Linked DNA regions of Homo sapiens: region 2 is linked to region 1. Evidence: chromatin loops called from intact Hi-C (ENCODE). Cell type or tissue: Calu3. All regions are shown on one strand. Each heading gives the region's core, and the rest is flanking DNA. Links, peaks and the distances in the headings are about the cores only. Region 1 overlaps LINC01331 (long intergenic non-protein coding RNA 1331). Region 2 overlaps LINC01333 (long intergenic non-protein coding RNA 1333).

Evidence for each region. Hi-C counts contacts between places; a loop is a spot of excess contacts. Peaks named below come from ENCODE experiments on the same cell type or tissue, not always from the same donor. Only the 100,000 strongest peaks of a DNase experiment are listed, where the experiment ranks them.
Region 2: it touches region 1 in a loop (2.7-fold over the local background); 2 of 110 quality-filtered maps call a loop at or near these places.

What each region holds. Positions count from the first base shown.
Region 1 is chr5:74,498,297-74,506,718 of GRCh38, reverse strand. The region is part of intron 2 of LINC01331 (long intergenic non-protein coding RNA 1331); the gene reads left to right. Among named protein-coding and RNA genes, the nearest start is that of LINC01331, 34 kb to the left of the region's middle. In Calu3, for the core only: no CTCF peak of the experiment used is centred there; DNase peaks (open chromatin) are centred at 3,938, 4,418 and 6,458.
Region 2 is chr5:74,323,410-74,331,831 of GRCh38, reverse strand. It overlaps LINC01333 (long intergenic non-protein coding RNA 1333), which reads right to left. Exons shown (of 5, transcript NR_197443.1): 2 at 7,314-7,401; 3 at 5,895-6,020. LINC01331 (long intergenic non-protein coding RNA 1331) reads left to right here. Exons shown (of 4, transcript NR_197436.1): 4 at 3,547-4,388. Among named protein-coding and RNA genes, the nearest start is that of LINC01333, 6.0 kb to the right of the region's middle. In Calu3, for the core only: no CTCF peak of the experiment used is centred there; DNase peaks (open chromatin) are centred at 4,711 and 5,791.

The sequences.
Region 1 (8,422 bases), core at 109-8,108:
CCTCCAGTGCCTGTGCTCTATCTGCAGGGCTGGACTCCTTCCGGTGGGGAGGGAGGACAAGCTGTGACCCCCTGGACACCACAGTTGTCCCTTTCTTCAACAGTTAGCTGGGCGCTGCCCCACTGTGTCCTCAGCTCAGCTACTGAACCTGCTGCTGGCTCATGAAGCATCAGAACTGCGCTGTGCTGGAGTGGAAAGAAGAAGGCTTTGGGGCCGGTGAAGTGAGATTGAATGCTATCTCTCCAATGGATCGGCTGTGTGACCTTCATAAGGTCATTCATCTTTCAATCGGGGCTTCCCTTGGAAGAAAAGATGAGCTAACCTTTATGAAAGCACTTGACACAGGGCTTAGCACACAGTAGGCTGTCAATAAATCTTAGCTCTCCCGCCCTGCCTTCTCCATGTGAAATACGGCTATTCAAAATAAAGAAGTGTTAGCCACAGGCCCTACGAATTTTATGTGTTTGCTCAGCCCCCCAGGGGAGGAACTGTGAGTGTATGTGGGGTCGATGTATGAGCGGGTAAAACTGGGCAGTGTATATACCAGGCTATTAATAATGATGTGGCTCATATGTTTGAAATTCAAGGATATGTTCATACAAGACCTAAGTATGTTTTTACAGCTCCACAAACCATTCATCCACCCCAGCATAACTTTTTTAGTGCCGGTTTTAGAATTGTGATGTTTTCTCTTTTCTCCTTAAAAAGCGATTTACATTGCAGAGCAGTTTCTGGCCTTGGCATGCTGTGGAGTTAGTGCCTGGACATTTCTTTTCTTTAACTGTTTATTAAGGATGAAGAATCTAGCTTGGAGATATCTTAAATCCTACGAATTTTGTCAAAAATTCAGCTCCAACCACTTTTTGAGCATAAAGAGAAAATAATTGGTTTTAAAATACGTACATAAGTTTAAACGTTGGGATCCCTGCCGAGACCTGGGGAGGAATTACGGGAATGTCAGAACCTGGAGAATTCCCAGAAAGGCTGGGATGAGGCGCTCCTGGGGCCCTTGAGGAAAGGCTGATCTGGGTGGGAGCATGAACCCAGCTTGGTTTAGGGTTTTCCAGGAAGTGAAGGCCTGCAGTGCTGTCTTTGGCAGCCCAGATAAAGGGAAATTTCATTCATAACTAACTTCTACCTGAATTTGAGTACGCCATGGGAGAAAATTATGGCTTTGGGTTTTCTTGCCAAAGTGATTTGAATTCCATCCAGTTCTGTTACAATGAAAACTGCCCTCCATGATTGGCTAGATGGTATATTTAACATTCTCATTACTTGCAGGATCAGGAGCTGCCAATTTGAGTCCTATCACTGTGATGTTGTAACTACTGATGCTCCATTTTCCAGATAAAAAATAGAAAAATATTTTGAAAAATGTGTAGAGCTATCTATAAACAAGAAGCTGACCTAGGACACATAGCTTTTGACCCCTTAATGGATTATTTAATTTATTTATTTCACTACTGTCCTCTCTAGCCCATTTGACTGCTGCTAATTTGGACATGGAAGCCAGTGACTTTACCACTGACAGCCAGCAGGACAGGCTTCATGGGCATGTGACCTGTGTAGTAACCCATGGCCCCATCCTTGAAAGCAGCCCATATCTGGTTTAATGCTTTGCTGCGGGTGTCTTGAAATTCTTAATACTTTTTGAAAAAAGGGGCTTGCATTTTCATTTTGCAATGGGCCCCCAAAATTGTGTAGCTAGTTCTGATGGCCAGACTTACCCCTGTTCATTTGCCTGGCTAGGTGGCGATTCCTTTCTTCCTTCCCTCCCTCTTTGGTCCATATATGTCACTTTGACGCCCTTTTGTTGATGTAGATGACTGTTTTACTTCTCACAGCCTCTATCTGCTATCTGGGAGGTTTGGCCAACTTGGGAAGGGTGAGGGCTGTGAGTGCACAATCCAGATTTGAGTGGGTGGCAGAACGCTCTGATACTCAGGAACACATTGCATCTCTACAGGGAACCTGTTGTGTGTCTTGGAGTGAAGACTAGAAGTGACTGTGTCGTCCACAGCTATGAAGACCTGTACATCCACTTAGGAAGGTGTCAGAGTTGTGGGGATGGCAGTGGTCAGGGGCATTATTTTGAAAGTAAAAGTAAATAGAACGGGATGTTGAGGTTGATGAAGCCCCAGAACTGCAGTGAGTAAAGATCCATCTTGATTAAGTTGCACATGCAGACAGGGGACATGAAGCCAGGCCTTTTTATTTGTTCATATTGGCATACCCTTACTTTTTAGTGAGGCCCTTGTTGTTCCTTCATGCCGACATGTAAGTAAAATTGCTCTGGGTCTCAAGATATAACTGTCTGTCATGGCTTCTTTAGAAAGGATTTTTGAGTAAAACGTCAGGGCCAGTTTGGATTTCACAGTGCCAGGAATCAAATTCCTGGTCAGTGTGTGAAGATTGAGGACTTTGGTCCCATAGTCACACACAAGTGCAAATGAACATGTAAGCACAACTGGATATCATAGAAATCTGGATCACAGAAAGATGGACAATCGGGACTAAGCTAGGACTGTGCACTCCAGAGGGGTGACTGGAGCTAAATCCAGTCTTCATCTGGGGGATGTGTCTGCCCGGAGGTATTGCCTCTTAAACATCCATGCTAATGGGCCAGGTGTAGTGCCTCATGCCTGTAATCCCAGCACTTTGGGAGGCTGAGGCAGGCAGATCACTGGAGGTCAGGAGTTTAAGACCGACCTGGCCAACATGGTTGAAACCCCGTCTCTACCAAAAATTACAAAAATTAGCCAGGCGTGGCTGGGCGCGGTGGCTCACGCCTGTAATCCCAGCACTTTGGGAGGTCGAGATGGGCAGATCACGAGGTCAGGATTTCGAAACCATCCTGGCTAACGCGGTGAAATCCCGTCTCTACTAAATATACAAAAAATTAGCCGGGCGTGGTAGCGGGCGCCTGTAGTCCCAGCTACTTGGGAGGCTGAGGCAGAAGAATGGCGTGAACCCGGGAGGCGGAGCTTGCAGTGAACCGAGATCGCGCCACTGCACTCCAGCCTGGGCGGCAGAGCAAGACTCCGTCTCAGTAAAATAAAATAAAATAAAATAAAATAATAAAATAAAATAAAATAAAATAAAATAAAATAATAAAATAAAATAAAATAAAATAAAATATAAAGTAAAATAAAAATAAATAAAAATTAGCCAGGCGTGGTGGTGTGCACTTGTAATCCCAGCTACTCACGAGGCTGAGGCGGGAGATTTGCTTGAACCCTAGGGGATGGAAGTTACATTGAGATGGCACCGCTGCACTCCAGCCTGGGTGGCAGAGTGAGACCCTGTTTAAAAAAAAAAAAAAAAAAAAAATTAACACAAAGGCTGACAGCCCTCAGAGAGATTCTTCATCTCGAATTCTACCATAAGAATTAATTATTTTTTTTTCTGATTTTAAAGGCAAAAATTGAACTTGGTATAAAAGCTTGAAAATAAGTGAAAAAGAACAATAAAAAGTACTCATAATCTCATAACCCAGAGATGATCATTGTCTTCTTTTTTTAAAGGATTTTGTAAAGGAGTAAGTCCTCTGGGGCATTAAGGGATGATTTTATATACAAATTTTATGTCACATTAGCCTGTAAAAATTCCCCTCTTGTGTATGTGAATAGTCTTGAGAGATAAGTGTCTTGTAAAAATGATTTTGTGTTTCTGCAAACTTGTTACTGGAGACCATGGAATTTCCTTTTTCTTTTCTTCACTGTGGTGGAAAAAGATGTTCGTTAGATTTGGTCTACTTAAAACTGAGAACTTACAAGTAAAAATCCACTCTCCTTTTTTTTTTTTAGGAGGGAAATGATTATGCAGGTGTTCAAATGAGGTTTTAACTGCATATGCAGAGACTCTTAAGCCAGTGGCCTTCCTGTGTTTGTCAAACTAAACTTTGGATTGTGATTGTGCCGAGTTTCCTGTGCTGCTCTTATTAATAGATCCTGTGGATAAGGATCTCACAGACCTATCTTTGAGTGGCCAGTGTATTCGTGTTAGGGGGGAGAAGTGATTTTCATATGGTATGTTTTTTCCTTCTTTAGTTAAAAAATCATTAAAGCCTTTTGTGTTCATATGACTTGAAAGGCAAGGGGACCTATAGTTAACTTGAGAGTTAAATTATAACTTCTACCTTCTGTGTAAAGATAAAGACTCCTTTTTTAAAAAAATCAATGACCAAGTTGGTTGGGTGAGGGGTGTTTTCTCATACCGTCTGCTCTTTCTACTTTCACCTGCTATCCCCTTCAGCCTTTAAAGAAAAACACTTGATGTGTGAATGTGGATGAAAATGACTATTTGGTTTTTGTTTTGTTTTGGAGTTCTAACATTTATTCAATTTAATTCAGCCACCATTTCTGCATGGATAGACACCTACCTGGTGAGCTGGAGGTGCGGGGAGGATGGAATCACAGGCAGAAGGCCCACAGTGCCTGACCTAGAGGGGTGTTGCCGCTCCAGCTGGGTAAATGGAATCTTATTCCAAGATATAAAGGATACAGTTGTTTACAATTTCCTTAACCGAGGAGCATTTGACAGGGATGATAATATTAGGGTAACTGACTTCACCTGCAGTTTTTTCTAAGGGCTAAAACTGAGCCAGAGGCCTCTGTTAATGGAACTGGATCTATTGTGAAATTACATCAGGTTTGTTGGGGCAGCAAACATGAGGTCCTCTTTGTCATTTTGGGGGTTTGAAGCCATACCAAGGGCCTTGGTCAGGATGGGCCCCAGGAACATCTAGGTTGATTCTTTCCCCACTCCTTTCACCTAAATTTCCTTAGAACTGTGCAGAGTGTGTATAGGCCTATGATTGACACCTCTGGGATGAGATGGGTCTCTAGTCCTAGCCCGTGGGTGCAGGTAGAGAGATCATAGTGACTAGCTGGGGCCAAATCTTCTACTGGGCTCCTTGAAACTGCCACAAAGGATAGGTCAGAAGTTCCTGACCATCGTTTTAAGTTCTGGTTGGTTTGACCCTTTTGGCTTTTTTGTCCATCTGATGAATGATCACCAAATTGTCACAGAACAGAAGCTAGACCTTCTTTGGAAGTATTATTTTGTTTTGCTTAACATGCCTTTGGAGTGATAGCTTTCCATTTCTGGCAGCAGAAGTGAAACACAGATTAGATAGCTTGTGCCCATTTAGATAATATGTTGTTTTGTTTTGGAGTTCTAACATTTATTCAATTTAATTCAGCCATCATTTCTGCACGGATAGACACCTACCTGGTGAGGTGGAGGTGTGGGGAGGATGGAATCACAGGCAAAAGGCCCACAGTGCCTGACCTAGTGGGGTGTTGCCACTCCAGCTGGGTAAATGGAATCTTATTCCAAGACATAAAGGATACAGTTGTTTACAATTTCCTTAACCGAGGAGCATTTGACAGGGATGATAATATTAGGGTAACTGACTTCACTTGCAGTTTTTTCTAAGGGCTAAAACTGAACCAGAGGCCTCTGTTAATGTAAGGTTCATAGGGAGTTGGTACCTAAGCCTTTTCATTTAGAGACCTCCATCCTTAGCCTCTGAACTTACAAGCCTTCTCTTAGCTCATAGGTCTTTCTTAATGTAATCGATGTGTTTCAGAAATGCTGCCTGAGATAATTTATTTTTGTACAAAGCAATTATATTTTTATAGGCAACAGAGATGCTTTTTCTTTAAAAGAATCAAGTTGTGCACTATTTTCTAAAAAGAGCTGTGAATCTCCATTTTATCCTCTACATCAAGTCTTTTAAAGTAGGAAATATATATTCATTAACAAGTAGGCTAACAATTATGCATTAAAAATGATAACAACGTATCTGATAATTATGTGTCTTTTGAAAAACAAACCTGAAGACTTCTTCTGAATGGCACATTCTCATCTTGGAAGAGGATATTCTTTGAATAGTGTTTTGTTGTCGTTGCCCTCTGCTCTTCTGACAGACGGTTTTGCCGTGATTGGTGGTATTTTCCTATCATGTTCCATTTTCAAATGTTAATCATTAGTCATTCTTCATGACCTCTCCATGCAGCCGCCAGAATATAATTATTAAGGGCTGCCTACTTGCACAATGATGGGGAGGGGATCTGAGGGTTACAAATGGCCCAGGGTCATGTCCCAGGTCAAAAAAAGATGAAACGTTAGTCTAGTGATCAGCCCCTGGGTCCTGGGAAAGATAGACCTCTAAGAGCAGTGGAAACTGAGAAGGAAGAGTGTCTGCATGCACTCAGGGCTCTCAGAGCCCCCTTTGATTTGTTGCCCATTCCACACTAAACTCTGTTTAGTAATAAACAGAGTTCAATGGCCAGAGTCTAGACAAACAAATCACGGCCTGGAAAACCCTGTGTTTTGATGACATGTTATGTCTTTACAGCGTGTGGAGGATGGAGCCAGCTTTGAAATTCTAATGCATGGTCTTTGTGAGCTTGCAGCAAATCAGAGAGGCTGAGTCAGGGAGACAGACAATCAGGCCCTGCTCTGGCCAAATTAGAAGGCATTCCCCACTTTGTGGCTTGTGATTTTCCTGCTCTGTCTTCCTCCAGGCATTAGGAAGCTGTCGTGAACTTTAGTGAAATGTGAGAGGTTTAAATATTAATATTTCTGAAGCCCTCAGGGTAGACTCAACACCTGCTTCCCCTGCACAGCTGCCCTAAACAGTTTTCACTGGAGAGACTATTTTTCTCTTTAAACAAAATATTTTATCAAAGTTGGTTTTTAATTGAGCCAGGGCGCCTTCATGTTCACTGGCTAGATTTATCTCTGCCATTTGGAGGGGAAGAGAAATCTCAGAGCTTCCTCATTTACTTGCTCTTTCCTCCCTCGCTCCATCAATGGAAGTAGAGCATCAAACAGGGATACCTTGGCAAGCTCAGTGTTAGCAGCACAAAAGACAAACACTAAAATCTCATTTCTGTTGGGACAGAAACAGAAAAAAATGCTAAGGAAGGGCTGAGCCTGCTGAGTTCCCTGTAAAATAATCCCTGGAGTGAAAACAGCAGCTTGTTCTTCTTCTTTTTTTTTTTTTTTTTCGAACATGTGCCTCTTATACAGTCCAGGATGATCAACTGTGTATACAATAAAGAATGCTTAGAAAATGTGACTGGTAGTATTTTTCTGTTAATGTATTTGAGCTATTTTCATTTTAAAATAATTCATTTCCAGCATGTATGGAGGGAGGTTCTTTTACAATTATTCAAATACATTTTTCCTTGCAGGCATTGAATTGTTTACTCAATGTTAATGGTTCCTTACAAATATTTACTGAATCTCTCTGTAAACTCTCGTCTAAATTAGACCAGAAGGTTCAAAACTCTAACTCCCTTTTGCTATCCAGCCTTTTAAGGTAATCTTTCTGCTGGTATCTGTACAATTAACTGAGAGCATTTTAATAACAGGGAATAATAATTGCTGTTTGCTTATCATCAAGAGGAATTTCCCCCTTGTGAATTTACTTTTAGGAAGACTAGATTGTTATGTAGCACGCGGTGATGCTGATAAGGACTTTAATTACTGTGTGAGAGATTTTGGTGGACGGGGAACAGGAATTTGCAGTGTTTTTGCTCATATTTTATGGAGAATTGAGAATCCTAAATTTCTGTAATTGCTGAAAATGTGGGAACTGCTAGAGTAAAAGGTGTTTATATAGATAGCCATAAATCTACAAAATTGTTTATGTGTGCAACAAAGTGTGCAGATATGAACAAAGGATCAGGTGATAAAAACCCAAAGCTTATGTTTTTTGCTACTCTTTTCAGAGAAAAGACTTTGTCATGGACATAAATTAATTCCTCTATAGATTTTTCTTTTGTAATAGTGTATTTTAATAGAATGTCATTTCCTTATATATTTTTGTTAAGAAACAAAACATAGCCAGGTCTATATATTAATTTAAATTTTAATTGCAACATGAAAGAACAATACCTGATTCTACTCTAACATTTACACCAGAGGTGACAATGTTCGTGTTTTCAATAACTTAATGCCTTTGTTAATTAAGTTTCAGGGATCAAGAACTGTATTAAATAAGCTCAATTAATATATATGCATAAATGTGTGATGAAATAGAAACATATTAAAACTATTTCTACATTACTGCATATATTCGTCAGTTTAAACTCTGAAATTCAAGGGATTCTTTGTCATCTTTTATGTGGGAAAGTAGATGCAAGTCATGTAGCTGCAGAATGTCAAAGGTAGGAGGTTTAAGAGTTCACTAGCCTGATCATATTAATTCATTCATTTCTACATTTATTCAACAAATGAAGGCCCACTATGTGCTCAGTTCTGGCATCACCATGGTGAGCAAAGTAGACCAGTTCCCTCTCTCCAGAGATGGATGTTGGGAAAAAGTGACATGATCAGATCTGCATTTTGAAAAGCTCAGCCTCATTTTCTTTGAAGTTTTATAGATAATTATATAATTCAGGTAAAC
Region 2 (8,422 bases), core at 389-8,388, 180 kb after region 1:
AGGGTACAAAGGCATTATGTAAATAGAAGGTTTAGAGCATTTGAAAAACAGGCAAGTGGTCAATTCAATGGAAACAGAAGACAAACCCTGGAATTTCCCAGAACAGAAGCATCCATGTTAGTGGAGTTGTGAGCAGGTTAGGAGTCATCGTTCAGACAGTAAGTCCATACAGCATTTTATACTTAATAGGCCTTTTGATGATCAGCATGAGAGACTGACTCAGGTTACAATGAAGAAATTGAGATTCATTGGTGGATATATGTAGGCAGAAATCTGTACCAGACCTCATGGGGGAATTGCAAAGAGCCAAAACTCATGGAGAATGGTATGTCCATCAGGAACTAGGAGGTTACACAGAATCAGAAGCAACTCTGGGAGCTGGATTGCCTTGTGGTCCTAGAGCAGCAGGAGTTTTCTAATTTTCTACTATTTGTGCCACTGCACAACCGAGTATCTCATTGCTCTTCTGCATGTCATTCAGTTTTAGCTGTCTAGGACTGCAGGCTTTCCCCTAGCTTTTGCCTGCCCAGGCTTCCTCTTGCCTGTGGCTTCTGCTACTCTAGGTTTCTGCTGAAGGCCTCTGGGCTTCGGTTTCTTTCCTACCTTTCCACTCATGAATAGCTCTATGATTCTCATTTAGACGCTTCTAGAGAGGGACTCTGAGTGCTTCCATTGATCCCCCTTGTCTTTGTTAGGCTCAGCTTTTGTGTCAGGGCGACTCAGAGAGGAGCTGCTCTGAGGTGAGACTTCTACACCTAGATTGTGATGGTTAATACTGAGTGTCAACTTGATTGGATTGAAGGATACAAAGTATTGATCCTGGGTGTGTCTGTGAGAGTGTTGCCAAAGGAGATTAAAACTGGAGTCAGTGGGCTGGGAAAGGCAGACCCACCCTTAATCTGGTATCTTATCAGCTGCCAGCACAGCTAGAATATAAGCAGGCAGGAAAATGTGAAAAGAGAAACTGGCCTAGCCTCCCAGCCTACATCTTTCTCCCATGCTGGATGCTTTCTGCCCTCAAACATCAAACTCCAAGTTCTTCAGTTTTGGAACTCGGACTGGCTCTCCTTGCTCCTCAGCCTGCAGATGGCCTGTTGTGGGACCTTGTGATCATATGGGTTAATACTTAATAAACATATATATATTCCTTTAATTCTGTCCTTCTAGAGAACCCTGACTGATACAGGGTTCAGACCAATCACCTGCGAATGAGGATCTGAACCTGATCTGAACCTAGCAATTTATGCTCGAAGAACCCCTTCCCTTGGGGCTGTTGGTGGGCACCCCTTGGGGTGGCGTGGGGCAGGTGGCTTGGAGTGGGCAGGCACTCCACAGTTTTCTTGTTCAGTGCACATGTGAGGATGCTTGGAGTTCTGTGACACTCAGTTTACCTTCCACTACTAGGTCAGTAGGAGCAGTGGCTTGCAAAAGGCACTTTCTGTAAAAACAAACACATTAAACAAATACCCTAAGTACAATCATGATGATAATGATGGCAAACAAGATGAAGGAGGAGAAGAGGGAGAAGAAAAAGAAGAAAAATGTAGGGATTTTGAAATGTGTTCCTTTTAAGACACTGTGAAAGAAAATACACACTGTAGAGCAGGTGTGTCCAATCTTTTGGCTACCCTGGGCCACACTGGAAGAACAATTGTCTTGGGCCACACATAAAATGCACTAACACTAACGATAGTTGATGAGCTAAAAAAAAAAAAAAAAAAAAAAAAATCTCATAATGTTTTAAGGAAGTGTATGGGCCAAATTCAAAGCTGTCCTGGGCTGCATGCGGCCCACCGGCCACGGGTTGGACAAGCTTGGTGTAAAGTGTCAGGAATATTATGCTCAGCTGAAGCCGAACTTTATTTTGGATTCTGGTTATTTTATCTAAAGCAGCTTCGAAGTGGCTTCCTCGACATAATTAAGAATCTCAGAATTTTGGAACAGAAAGAAACCTCAAAGAAATCTACTCTTTGGTTAGACCATTTTGCATGATCTAGTCCCTACATCTTAGAGAAGTGGAAATGAGGCTCTGTGAGGCTGAGTGGCTCGGCAAGCTTGGGAGGCCTCTGTTCTGTGATTTCAGAACACAGCGGTGATTTCAGAGATTCTCTGCCACAGAACTGCTAACTCTGGTTGGCTGGTTTCCACTTGAGCACTTGTGTAGATGGAAACCTTATTGGCTTAAATAGTTACCTCTTTCTTGGGGGCAGCTGGCCTGGAACTCCTGCCAATCTTTCCCTTATAAAACAGAAATCTACTTTTTCTATAAAGGTGTGGTGTATTTTCTAAGCTTTATTCAGACCCTGGGTGTTCCCAAGCCGTCTTTCACTGTCACATTCTCACGTCCAATTTATTCAGCCTCAGAGCTGTTACCGAATGGCTAGAACCAGAAGCCACACTAGTTTCCAGGTGTTTGTGAAGGATCTGGCCACTAACAACACAAAACAAAAATAATACCACAATGTCACTGCCGTTTTAATCAATCTCCCAACTTTATCACACAACAATGGCTATCCTGGGTGAAGCTTTTTATGAGTTTTGTGTTCTGCCAACAAACAACCAAAAAATAAAATTGGCACTGGATTAAAAAAATTCATGTTATAGTGGTAGCTGAGGTGTTCTCGTGGTTCTAAAATGATAAACAAAATAGCCAAAATATGTATAAGATATCTGCCATGTTTAACTGTGTGGCTCTGGGCAAGTTACTGTCTCCACCCTTTACAATTCCTATCTGAACACTGGGATATTTGTGTTCTTAGCACTGTCATTGGCTTACAGGAAATGCTTAATAAACTACCTATTAATATTGAATACCTTTTTATTTAGTCTTCATAAGAACTGCATAAAGCTCAGAAAAAATCAAGTAATTTGCTCAAGTTCTAAAAAGCAGAAAGTGGTAGAGTTAGCATAATTAGAACTAATTATCTGAATTCAATTTGGTGGTCTTTTTGCTTCACCAGAGCTAACCACAACTGCCATGTTTTAGGGCTAGGCAATGGGAACCCCAGTGTGTATCCTGGATCTGACTCTCAGCTCCCAGGATTTAGAAACCCCAGTGCAACCCCTGTCTCAGTGCCTCTCTCCTTGGAGGCATCTTGTGGGCCATGCCAACACCCACTGCCCCTCTGCTCTGACAGGTGGCAGGATCCTGGGCTCTGGAGGTGTTGAAGGAGAGGTGTAATTTTCCTCCTCCCCTGCCTATGGGTTGGACTGTTTGACACTCCCTGAGGGGCCTCAAGAACTTCTTGCCATAGACTCTAGGCTCCTTATCTTGGTAAATCAACATAATGCTCACCAAGTTGGCTTTCCTCAAGTTAAGGTGGCTGATGTGTATGGAAATACTCAGTAAGATTTATTGAGGGCCTCACAGAAAACTTGGCAGGTTTTCTTTCTTAAGTGATGACAAAGGTGGCCCTTGCCAGTGAAAGGCCACACTGTTGGCCACCCCTTCTGAAATAGTCTTGTTGACTAAAGTTCTGTGCAGGATTTTATTGGCACCTATAAATAGACAAATTGGCAGCTCCTTGTTTTCTTTTTTATTGACAGATGTGGTGGTGAGACTTGCTCTTGGATGCTGTCAGGAAGTATCATCTGACTGCGTTTGCTACCCTGGGGGAGACAAACAAAACTTGAGTGAAGGAAAATGAGAACTCACCTGAAACCAAGAAGAGTCTTTGGAAAAGGATTTTTGTGTAGGTCATCTGGAAAGTGTTTACTCTTAGCAGTTATGCATAACTATAGTCTTAAGAACAAAGTGAGGTGGGGGTGCGGGTAAGGGTGGGAATGGGGTAGGGGTAAACGAGTGGGTGGAGACGTGTCTGTGTGTCCAAAAAACTGCCCCAAAGCAAACATGGCCACGTGCACACATCTAAACCAATGTGTCTCTTAAGACTTTAGCCTCCAGTATACTATGTAGTCGCTGCATTCGTTGACTTTCTTGTCTTACTCAGCAAAAGATGTAGACGATTTCCACTATCTTTCCATAGACCCTCGCTAAATGACCAGATGGGAAAAGTCTATTGCCTGACCAAATTGCCAGTCAGCCCATGAGCAGTCCAGACAGTGCAGGATTTATAGAAAAGGAATTTTTATGATTTCTTCCTGCCCAACCCCCACTAAGAAGCAAAGGCCCTACTCTTGACCTTGGCATCCCCTTGTTGCTTTCTTCTCGTCCATGACACCTAGGCTTGATATTCTTTACCTTGGGTATTCTTGTGAATATTTGCTGAATTTTCATTTACACCAAATACAATTCAGAAGACAGAGGCTTTCCAAGGTATGAGTGTGTAAGTATGTTAAAGAAAAGCTCTCAGCTTGTCTCATGGTTTAAAGTCCTCCTAAGATATCTGAGCTGAATCTAAGGAATAAAGTAGATTGGTTCCTCCCTGTCTGATGAGTTTTATCAAAATGTGATAAAATGTGGTAAAGAAAAATGGTGGGCCAACTTCGTTATAGTTCTACTGAGGGACACTGTACAGGTAAACCAGGCCATAACTCATTTGTCCTGTGACAGTTTTTATTATTCTGTTTTTATGCAGTTTTGAAGAGTGAGGGGAATTGCCCTAGACAACAGATGTGAGAGACTTTTTTCTTTCTTTCTGTCCTGTGGACAGGCCTCAGGCTCCAGCCCAGTGACTCATTGTTGTGGTATTATATACCTCAAGATGAAGTGTGTGCGGTGGAAAGTGTGGGCAGGATTTATCAGTGCGACTTCTTCCTTTGAAGTATCAAGGCAGGCTACTTTGCTGATGGTTTCTGGAACCTGGCCAAGCCCCAATATACTGTGAAAATAGCTGTCTTAGGTTTTCCTGGCACATGAGAACATTTGCACTTGATTCTCAGACCTCCATTGCTTTCTGATGTTTTTGAGGCCAGTGTTCTTGGGATTTAGGGCTCAGGGCCAGATTGTAACCCTGCCTGTTTGTACTCCTTCAAATGCCCCATCCCAACATGGTTTTGATGGCTCCAGATACAGACTGTAACACCAACTTGAGTTCCAAAGTGCAGGCTGGCTTTAGGTTGCTTTTAAGCATTCATGCATAAATTTCTCTATAGCCCACATTTCCTGCTACCCTGCCCCCACTAACAAAATGCTGACTCTTAAGGCGTTTTACTGTGACAATGCTTTCTACGGCAAAGCATCTTCACATTTTCAGCTTGAAAGCAAGGCAATGTGTACGCGGAGAAAAACATAGGAATACCATGATAACTCTATCAGTAAATTGAAAAAATAGGGCTGGGCATGATGGTTTTACACCTGTAATCCCAGCACTTTGGAGGCCAAGGCCAGTGGATTACTTGAGGCCAGGAGCTTGAGACCAGCCTGGCCAACACGGTGAAACCCCGTCTCTACTAAAAATACAAAAATTAGCTGAGTGTGGTGGCACGCGCCTGTTATCCCAGCTACTTGGGAAGCTGAGGCAGGAGAATCTCTTGAACCTGGGAGGTGAAGGTTGCAGTGAGCCAAGATCATGCCACTGCACTCCAGCCTGGGTGAAAGAGTGAGATTCTGTCTCAAAATTTAAAAAAAGAAAGAAAGAAAGAAAAAGAAAGAAAAAGAAAGAAAGAAAAGTTCTCCTTTTCTAGTTAAAAAAAAAATCTATCATCTATTTGCCTGTACCTTCCTCCTCCCACCTTTATTCATTGTCATACTGTTATTAATTTTGGGAACAAACGACATAAGAGCCTAATTATGTTAGACTCCCAGACACCCTTCCAGAGGTGAATGATCAGCCACATTTCTCATCACCCAGCTATGTGTAATAAATAGTTTCCTTGTAAATGCGTATTTCCCAATAGATGCCCCATTTCAGGTTTCCCTCTAGCCTGGGAACCAGACTCTGTCATTCCTGATTAAAATATTGCCAGCCTGTGCTGGGGAACCCATAACTAACCTTGCTGAGCATCTTTTGCACTTTCTCCTTTTGAGTGGGCAGACCCTTTAATAAGGCAACTTGATGTGACTGGACTTGAATCTGGGGAAAGTCTTAGAAAGCTGGCAGATCCATGTCAATGTCCTCCTAGTTGAAAAGACAATTGATATGTTTGCAGGTTGGGTTCTGTTATGGGCTGAATTGTTCCCCCCAACCCTCTCAAATTCATGTGGTGAAGTCCTAACCCCCAGGACCTCAACGGGCCCTTGTTTGGAGATAAGGTATTACAGAAGCAATCAAGTTAAAATGAGGTCATTAGGGTGGGCCCTAATCCAATATGACTGATGTCCTTACCAAAAGGGGAAATTTGGGCTGGGCACGGTGGTTCATGCCTGTAATCCCAGCACTTTGGAAGGGCGAGGGGGCAGATCACGAGGTCAAGAGATCGAGACCATCCTGGCCAACATGGTGAAACGCCATCTCTACTAAAAATACAAAAATTAGCTGGGTGTGGTGGCGCATGCCTGTAGTCCCAGCTACTCGGGAGACTGAGGCAGGAGAACAGCTTGAACCCAAAAGGTGGAGGTTGCAGTGAGCTGAGATTGTACCACTGCACTCCAGCCTGTGTGACAGAGCAAGACTCTGTCTCAAAAAAAAAAAAAAAAAAAAAAAAAAAGTTGGGGGGGAAATTTGGAGACAGATCTATACACATGGAGACTGCCATGTGAACATAAAGACAGTTCTCTACAAGCCAAGGGGAGAGGCCTGGAGCAAGTCCTTCCTTCACGGCCCTCAGAAGGAACCAATGCTGCGGACGCCTTGATCATGGATTTCCAGCCTGCAGAACTGTAAGCCAATAAGTCGGTGTTGTTTAGGCCACCTCATCAGTGGCACTTTGTTGCGGCAGCTCCAGCACATATATATGTCTCTTTGGCAGCAGGTTCTGAGGCAGAGATGAGTATGTAGGGCTTATTAGGGAGTGCTCTTGGGATAAACTCCCATGGAAGAAAAGGGAAGGGGGCAGATTGGGACAAGGGATAATTTGAGCTGTGATGTAGTCCCAGCAAAGGTCTCAGCTGACTTCATGGGAAGCTCTGGAGCTGGTATGGCGCTTCGTTGTTGGAATATGAGCTTGGGCCTTTATAACTCCCTGCTGATCAGTCACTGGGTGGGGGCTGCCTCTGCCTAGTTTTCATAAGCCTAGACAAATCCCGAAGAGGATTGACAGTTGGGGATTGTATTTTGGGAGCAATTCCAGCTTCTGCGGGATAAATCCTTCAATCCTCATGGGGGATCTCAGTGGCACATCACAGCACCACCATGAATACATGTCACCAGGGGTTGGCTGACTTAGGAAATTTGATAAGCCACCCTTAATTTTCAAAATGGGGTTGAACTTTGTAAGGTGTGGTACTGTTCAGTTCTCTTTTTCTTTCTTACTTTCTAGGTGAAGCAGGTTGTGGCTCCCCCAACACTTCGATCCTGTCCTGGGTGAGAGGTGGGGCATGGGAGGTGTATCAATCATTATCTAGACAGAAAAACAGAAACTACTCTGGATGTTTCAAACAGAAGGAATTAATGGAGAAAGAATGTTACCAAGGTGTTAGATGGGCTGGGGAAGCACACAGAGAGGGAAATGTGCCCCAGAGATCAGGAAGCTGGGGTTTTTCAACCTGGGTTGAAACCTGCAAGCCCACACTGTCTGCTGAGTTTCTAAAGATGCTGCTGCTGTTACCATTGCCACAGTCGGATCTATGCTGTTCTGACTAGGAACCCCGGACACTACATTTTGATGCTGGTGAAACCAGGACTGACACCGCTAAAGCTCAGTGTCACCGATGGAGCTGCCAGAGCCCATAGTTGCTGACCTCGGTACTACTGCTATTGGTGGCTCTACCAGTAGCAGACAAAAAAGCCTTCTTCCTCCTATATTCTAGCCTTCCTCTAGCAAGTGGACTGCAGTACAGAGGAAGGCATGGAAGAATGCATGGATCTGGGACCAGCAGACAATAGTCCACTCTCTTTCAGACTAGCTCTTTGCTCTGTCTCTTCTCAGTGTACTGTCCTGAGAGGGAGGTCACATAGCAATGGCCAGGAAGCCCCTCCCCAAGACTGAGGAGAAACCAGGTCTACTAGCTCTCATCCAATATTCTCTGAACCACATCATGGCATAGCTAAAGCCCTGCCTCCCTTTTTCCTTTCCTTCTGGTTTCTGAGAGGAATACTGGGTCACCACTAAAATGTGGACCACAAAAGGGCCAATAAGATCAACTATGCTACCCAGCCACTTCAGTCAATACCTGTCAAACTGATGTTTCAACTGAATTTCTGGTTGGTTGATTGAATTGGTCAAATAAATGTTCTCTGGACACATGTATTTCTCTGGGACATTGACAAAGTAGCAGCATCTACTTATCATGGATAAAACTTCTTTTATTTATTATCTATTGGCTTTTTACAAATAAAACTTCTTGCATTTATTATCTATTAACTTTTCAGGTGATTTTACATTTTTCCCCATTCTTTCAGCAACCATGGACATATCATAA